Linked DNA regions of Mus musculus: regions 1 and 3 are each linked to region 2. The links are chromatin loops, found by intact Hi-C in ENCODE. Cell type or tissue: heart. All regions are shown on one strand. Region 1 overlaps Abracl (ABRA C-terminal like). Region 2 holds the start of Heca (hdc homolog, cell cycle regulator). Region 3 holds the start of Abracl (ABRA C-terminal like).

The links. Peaks named below come from ENCODE experiments on the same cell type or tissue, not always from the same donor. Only the 100,000 strongest peaks of a DNase experiment are listed, where the experiment ranks them.
Region 1: it touches region 2 in a loop (4-fold over the local background); 12 of 42 quality-filtered maps call a loop at or near these places.
Region 3: a loop joins it to region 2, with 4 times the contacts of the local background. A loop is called at or near these places in 12 of 42 quality-filtered maps.

What each region holds. Positions count from the first base shown.
Region 1 is chr10:18,017,755-18,020,254 of GRCm38, reverse strand. It overlaps Abracl (ABRA C-terminal like), which reads left to right. Exons shown (of 3, transcript NM_028440.1): 2 at 1,350-1,416. The coding sequence starts at 1,356. Among named protein-coding and RNA genes, the nearest start is that of Abracl, 4.2 kb to the left of the region's middle. In heart, no CTCF peak of the experiment used is centred here; no DNase peak of the experiment used is centred here.
Region 2 is chr10:17,946,999-17,949,498 of GRCm38, reverse strand. Heca (hdc homolog, cell cycle regulator) reads left to right here and starts at 1,432. Exons shown (of 4, transcript NM_001033432.3): 1 at 1,432-1,990. The coding sequence starts at 1,717. In heart, no CTCF peak of the experiment used is centred here; DNase peaks (open chromatin) are centred at 1,288 and 2,148; H3K4me3 peaks cover 1,702 bases; H3K27ac peaks cover 1,790 bases.
Region 3 is chr10:18,021,728-18,024,227 of GRCm38, reverse strand. It overlaps Abracl (ABRA C-terminal like), which reads left to right and starts at 976. Exons shown (of 3, transcript NM_028440.1): 1 at 976-1,161. In heart, a CTCF peak has its summit at 1,087; DNase peaks (open chromatin) are centred at 1,047 and 1,817; H3K4me3 peaks cover 1,907 bases; H3K27ac peaks cover 2,050 bases.

The sequences.
Region 1 (2,500 bases), 71 kb before region 2:
AGTAATAATCCATCTGGATGAAGTTGTTTCTTCCAAGTCACCAGAGCTCCACCTTTTAGCTCATTATTCAACCTGCAAAGATTTTCCTGTGAAAGCAAATTGAATCTATGCTTCTGTGGCCCAGCTCACATATGCTAGTCTCTGCTGGTTCTATCCCCGGATCCACTTGCTACTTCTTGTTAGTTAATGAAACAACATTTGTTTAACCTCTCCTCTTGGTGCCAGGCATGATAACAAGGAATATTTAAGTCAGATCTCCATGCAGAGAAACTTACCTTGTAGTAAGGAAAGCCCAGAAATCAGTATCCAAATGATCCAGGCATACAGTGCTAGGGGAAAAGCCAGTAGAGGGCTCTCCGAAGGTTAGGGATACTCTCTGGAAGTATATCCAAGCTGGGGATGACTTATGAGACGTAGAAGGGGGAATGGCAATAAGTTGATCAGAAGAAAGAAAGTGGCAGTGTGGCCAGCAATATTTGATGGAGACTCATGTAGTTGTGGCTTAGCATTCAAGTGTACAACGGAGGAGACTAGAACAGAGGTCAGAATCTGGCCGACGGAAGACATAGCAAGCCACAGCAGGCCTCAGAAAGGCTTAGCAGGTTCACTTCTTATTCTGGACTCTCCTTGATGGGACCATGAATGGGCCTCAGTACAAGCTATGCAACACAGTCATTTTTCATGTGCAGAATCTAGAGAAGGCTGCAGTGCTCCTGGATGGGAAATGGACGATATCATTGCACTGGTATTCAGGTGGCCTTGGTATGAGTCTGTACCACCTCTAGACCTAAGTGTCCTGAAGAGCAAGGAGCGTAGTTTATCTTGGCATCTCTACCTCCTAGTTCAGGACCTACCTCAGCTGTGCCTTGTGCTTTCTCTGTCTCCAAAATATTCCATTTTACTCTTGCCGTTGTCTACTTGATCCACCTTCCCCATGGTCTCCAAGGAGGAGGCCTGCCTGTTCTGCCTTGGACCTACCATCCAGGGAGTGCTCGCAACATTGCTTTTCACTGGAAGCCTTTCTCTGTCTTGAGCATGGATCCTGTTACCTTTTGCAGTTTTGGTGCTTAGCGAAGCTCTGACACAAGCTGTGCATGGAGTAATACCGCTGTGAGGGCAGAGGCCATTTTCTCGCTAGTAGCCAGTAGGTCACAGGAGTGGAGCAACATAGAGGGAAGTTCCATAAGTAGAAGGAAAACAGTTACATTAGTGCACTATACTTCATACTAGAAGAACAGAGGCATGGTCAATATAGTGACACATGCTGCTTGAAAAAGCAAACGGACCCTTGGGTTGCTGCCTGCTGGGAGTACAAAATGGCTGTAATATAGACTTCTTTTCTCTTCCAGTCAGCAATGAATGTGGAACATGAAGTTAACCTCCTGGTGGAGGAAATTCATCGCCTGGGTTCCAGAAGTAAGTACTCTAAGGCCGAATGTTTCTTCTGAGTGTACCACAAAACCAGCATTCCAGAGAGGCCACTTAGGACTGAGGACAGTGACTCCGTCTGCCCACTGCTGAGGGGGTAGCTGCTCTTAGCCATCAAGGGATGTCTGAGACATAGGGCTATTGGGGAGTCAGGTTTCTGAGGCAGAGAATAGTTGAGATGTTTTGTTATTTATTTATTTGAAAAATTATTGAGCTTCTGGTTTTTTTTTTTTTGTTGTTGTTTGCATTAAAATCAGGTGTTTGATTTATATTTGAAATGGTTTGTTGTTAAAATCATGGTTTTCTGCTGGGTGGTGGTGGCGCACGCCTTTAATCCCAGCACTTGGGAGGCAGAGGCAGGCGGATTTCTGAGTTCGAGGCCAGCCTGGTCTATAGAGTGAGTTCCAGGGCAGCCAGGGCTACAAAGAGAAACCCTGTCTCAAAAAAAAAAACCCAAAAAATCATGTTTTTCTGATTTATTTTGCTACCATTTTATGAATTTATAAGTGACTAGAGATTTAGCTTGAATCTAATCAAATTAAAAAAAATTGTACTATTAGTCAGGCCCCTCTAGAGAAACAAAATTTATAGAATGAATCTACTTATATATAGAAATGGATTTACTAGAATGGCTTCAAGCTGTGGTTTCGCTAAACCAACAATAGCTGTCTACCAGTGGAAGGTCCAAATATCCCATAGGTCAGTCTACAAGGCTGGTTTGCCTCAGTTGGTCTTCAGTATACGCCAGAATCCCAAAGAAGGGGGCTCTAATGCCAGCGAAGGAATGGACTTGCCAGCAAGAACAAGTAGGCATAGAGAGAGCTCTCTTCTGCCATGTCCTTTATATTGGTTTCCACCAGAAGATGTGGCCCGGATCAAAGGTGGATCATCCCACTTCAAATGATTTAATTAAGGAAAAAAAAATCCCTCATGGTGTACCCAGCTGCTTAAGTTTTATTTAAAGTTAATCCTAGATACCAAGTGGACAACCAAGAGAAGCCATCACAGTTATTTTCATTTTCTTTAAGTTCTTGAGATGTGTACAATTCTAAACATAAAAGTAAAATAAATC
Region 2 (2,500 bases):
GTCCAGTCGATTAAAGATCACGCCATAGGAAGAAGACACTGTAAACGAGTTCAGTGTTTTTCTGTAGTCATGGATCAAGAATGTCATTTATACATTCACCAAGATCAGTTCAGTTGTTTCTTACGGCACCCAAGATAAAAATATGGCTGTTTCATGCGAGGGAACAGAGGAAAATTATTTAAGCATATACATTGCCAACGTAATCAGAGGTAGACAGGAGAAATAAACTGTGATACTCGGGACAGCTCTTCTGGTAAGGTATGGGATCATTCTGAAGAAATGAGCTGAGATCAGAAGGGTGGAAAGGAGCGGGTCTTTGAAAGGGGCAGAAGAGAGTGCAGAAAAGGAGATTACATCAAACTCTTCCCAGGAACCCTGTGCTCTCATCTCTTTTTCTTTCTTTCCGTTTTTCTTCTTTAATAATAGATTTTTAATACACTATATTCTGCTCTTCTTTCCCCTTCTCCAGCTCTGCCAAGATCCTCTCCACCTCCCTTCCCAGCCGAATCCACAGCTTTCCTGCCTCTTCTTAGAAAACAAATATGCATCTAAATAATAATAAAATAGATAAGATGAAAACAAACACACAATATAGGACAAAACAAACAAATGAAAAAGCATGAGAAAGTCATATAGATGTATTCGTTCAGTGAGGAATTCCACAAAAAACAGAAAACTGGAAGCCATATGTCTATACAAAAGACCTAAAAAGATTACACATATATATATATATATCCCTGACAAAACATTCTGAGACAAAGAACCTCTTAAGATTCAACTGAGTCTCTTTTGTGTTGGCCATCTACTGCTGAGCATGGCTGTGCCCTCACTTCTTCACCTCTGATGTCCTCCTCACAACCCGGCCGTTCTCTCCAGACAACTCAGTCTTCTTTGTGCAGCCTGGCTCCTCCTGGCTGGCTCTGCTTCTGACAGAACCGACAGAACCCTTGGGTCTCTGGTTGGTAGGTCTGGGCTAAATAAGCTTTCCACCACGAGACTGAAGAATTCCCATACAGGAGCTCAACTGCACTCTCCAGAAACTCCTATCTTACCATTGTTGAGCCGCAGAGCCATTGAGCGAATTATTAATCCGAAACCCTTTGTTTTGCTCTCCTGTTCTAGTCACCTGTTTGTTTTTCCAGACCACGTTGTCAGGTTTAGCTCCAGTAAGGTCAGAAGGCCAGTTAACAACTTCACGAACACTGCCTGGCTCCCAGTCGTGGCTGTCAGCACACGCGGGAAGCCCGCCAGCCTCCCTCTCCCAAGAAGGCGCCTGGATGACGTCACCCAGAGCCGAGGGCTGAGCGCCGAGCGTGACGTCACGGGGGCGGAGCGAGTTGCCGTGAGGTCACTGGGTGGGCGGGGCCGGGCTCAAGCCCCAGTGTCGTCACGGGCGGGGGCGGGCCTGGAGCGTGTCAGCGCAGCCGAATCAAAACAAGCCCGAGACCCGCCTTTTCCCTCGGGCTCCTCCGCGTCTCGCTCTGCTCGGGGGCCCGTTGCGCCCGCGCGGCTGCGAGCCTCGGGTGGCCGCGCGTGGCCGCGCCGGCTTCTGCCGCGGAGGGCGCGGCGGCCGGAATGTCGCGGCGAGGGCCGCGCGGCGGGGCGGGCGCCTGAGGAAGAGCGGCCGGCCCGCGCTCTCCGTGGCCGCCCCGGTGCGGCGGGGGAGCCGCCTTCGTGGGCGCCGGGGACCGGGACACCCGCGAGCGGGCCGGGGAGATGCCCAACCCCAAGAACAGCAAAGGCGGCCGCAAAAACAAGCGCGCCAACAGCAGCGGGGACGAGCAGGAAAATGGAGCCGGGGCCTTGGCGGCGGCGGGTGCGACAGGCGCGGCGGCCGGAGGGGCCCTGGCGGCGGCGGCGGCGGGCTGCGGGGCGGCGTCGCCCGGCGCGGTGGGCACCGGCGGCGCGGCGGGCCCGGGAGGTGCGGGCACGGGCGCCGCCAACGCCACCGTCGCTGCGGGGGCTGCAGCCGCGGGAGACGCTAAGAATGGTAAGACGACAGCGGCGGGGCGAGCGCCAACTTCCTCACCGACGGGCGGGCGGGCGCGGTGGCGGGGCCCTGGGTGGCGCGGGCGGCGCGTGGACAATGCGAGTCAGGAAGTGCTCGCCCCGCCCCACCGCCCCGCGCTGCCTTTCCTTTCGTGGTCCCCACGCGGAGCGGCGTGGACCGGGGCTGCGGGCCCCGCGGCGGCGCTCCGGTTGGTGCCTGCTCCCCGTGGTGCCCGCGCGGGCTGAGTCTGAAATGTCCCGGGTTGGTGGGAGCGAGGCAGCGGGCAAGCAGGAAAAGGAGCCCAAGTTAGAATGATCCGATTGGAAACTTCCCTGCTCACCGCGACCCACCCACCCACCATTGCCCCCAAAGAAGAAAAGCTGCAATTCCCAGCAGATGTAGGCCTGTTGCCTGATTGCCACAGGTGGAGAGAGAGAGAGAGAGAGAGAGAGAGAGAGAGAGAGAGAGAGAGAGAGAGAGAGAGAGAGAGAGTGTGTGTGTGTGTGTGTG
Region 3 (2,500 bases), 75 kb before region 2:
CTTCTCCCACCCTGCCCCTCTCCCTCCTTAGCCCCTCCCCCGCTCCACCTCTCTCCATTCTCTACCCCCCCCCCCCTTCCTGGTTTCTGCACAAAGTCAACTTTCTTGCTCAATGAAAGTCCATTTTGGGCCTCTGTCTGACCTGGCCTTTTCCAGCCTCACCCAGATGGCTCATTCTCTACCTGTACCACCTTCAATTTCCAAGGGAGATTTGATTGGTCCAAATGATCAGTTTCACCATTGTTGTGGAGTGGCTGCTGTTTGATGAGGTTGACAAAGACTAGGCCACATTTGTGAGTGTGTGTGGGGGCTGCGGGGGGTGGGGGGGCTGAAACTCACTAGGTTGACCCGGAGTTCACAGAGATCTTCCTGCCTCCACGGAGGACGTCACCAATGACTTGGACACTTGGACACTCGTAATTAATTGGGGGTGGGAAGAGAAATTTCCCTCATGATTACATTTACAATTCCTATACAATAATTTAAGTTGAGTTTCTTTTTCAAAACTCTGGGTAGGGCAAGTACATACGATGGAAATAAAAAGAATTTGAATGATTTGAATGGTCAATGAAATGTAGGAAACAATGAAGCGAAACAAATGTATTCCGTCTCAAGATCTAGAATCAAAATCGGTAGACCTGGCCTTGAAGAATGAAGGTGTTTGCAAATTGAGTCTTTTTTACTTTATTATTATTATTATTTGTCTTGAGCCTAATGCTCTGCATACAGAACCCACGTGAGGCTCTGTTTTCCTAGGAGATCTCAGAATTTAGCACGCTGGGGGAGCTTTTTCTCTTGTTGGGTAAGATACTCTGTCAGGAAATGAAGATGCATTAGGCTGTGGGTCCTGACGAGTAGGACGAGAGAGGTGATGGTACTTTGTGTGTGCATTCCTAGAAACCTGCCTCCAGCTTTGGCGTTGGCGCGGGTTTCCTCCTCCTAGGCGTGTCCCGGGAGAATGGGCGGCCCCTTTCCAGACAGCACTTAGTCTTACTTGCCCCCTACGCCTCTCCTTGTCCCCTCCCTCCTCCACTGCAGCCTTTCTCTTAGCCCGGGCCACTTCCTTCTTCTGCCTGTTCCTCCCCAGGGCGCGGAAGCCGAGTACAGGGTTCAGACCCACGCAGCAGCAGCTCTTCCGTGAAGAAGGAAGCAATCGGAGAGGTGAGCTAGTCCTGGAAGGCGCTGGGGGAAAGCTGGACCCGACGTCTGGGAAGTCTGAGCCCCGGGTGGAGGGTAAGGACCTCGGGGTGCCGCGGTACAGCTAGAGGGGCCTTGGACACGCGCCCTTTGTACCCCACTGGCGGGAACCCCACTCGGCCAGCACACTTCCGCACTGGGCTCACGTGACGTTTTGCCGGCCGGGGGCGGACCAGGAGAGGGGCAGCCCCAATCGATGTTTGCAGCGGTGCAACGTGTGGGTTTTGCATTTGGCGTCAGCTTGGTTGGGTGGGGGGCTGGGGGTGAGGTTACGGGGTGCGGAAAGACTGGGGGGGGGGATCCCGGGGCAATGAAGTGGTGTCATGACATTGCTCTCTGCACTGCGGAGGGCAGGTGAGGAAGGGAAAGTAGGACTCGTGGGGCTCCCGGGCTGTGCCTTCGGGTGCGCTGACGGTGGGGGACCGAGGGAGGGTGAGTTGCGAAGACAAAGGGACGAAGCGCTTGTGGTCCCGGGCTCTGCAGCCCTATGCAGTTCAGGAGTGAGGGAGTGGTACACACAGACCTCAGGATTTGGGGATCCATATTTGGCAAGACCTCAAACTTGTAGGAGGAATGACCAAATATGGAGTCAGCTGGAACCAGCGAATAGGGACGAAGGTGAGCCTTTGACCCGCGCCAGCTGTTAGTGATAGAAGGGAGGCTGGAAGACCGCCTAGCTCGCGTGTAAAGTTGGCTGTCGGTTCCCGAGCAGGCGACTCTAGAAGGCTTTATTTCCTTGGCCTATTGCCTCTAGAGTTTTAAAACATAACTAGAGAAGGCTCCTGACATTCCTTTCCAAATGTGTATCGATGAAGCTTTCTAGCATGTGCCAAGCCCCTCTCCTTGTGAGACCCACTCAGACAGCCTAATTAGAATCTGAGACAGTTAGACAGGCCCGGCTGACATCTGCCGCTGCCCGTCTTCTGGCCCAGCCTCTCGCAGACAGGCTCATTTTCTTAGGTTTGCTTTGCTATGACCTCTCATTGTTCTTGATCTCTCAACGAAGAGAGGTTTCTCTCCGGCTTTTAGACTGCCCTGGGTCTATTGTATAATGTGAATATTTTCTTCTCTTTTCCCCTCCCATATTAAGTGACTAAAACCTATTGAGTTGGGTTTGCAGTAGCAAACCTATTATTTTCCTATTCATAAGGGTCCAGACTGCGAGGCTGTTCTTGCTTTGTAAATGATCTGCCTTAGTAAGCACTCAGTATATGATATCACATAAGGATACACTATTGCATTAGATTCGTTTGTGTAACAGTAAAAGAACGGGAAGACCTGGCAAGATGGTGTGCTGGGAACA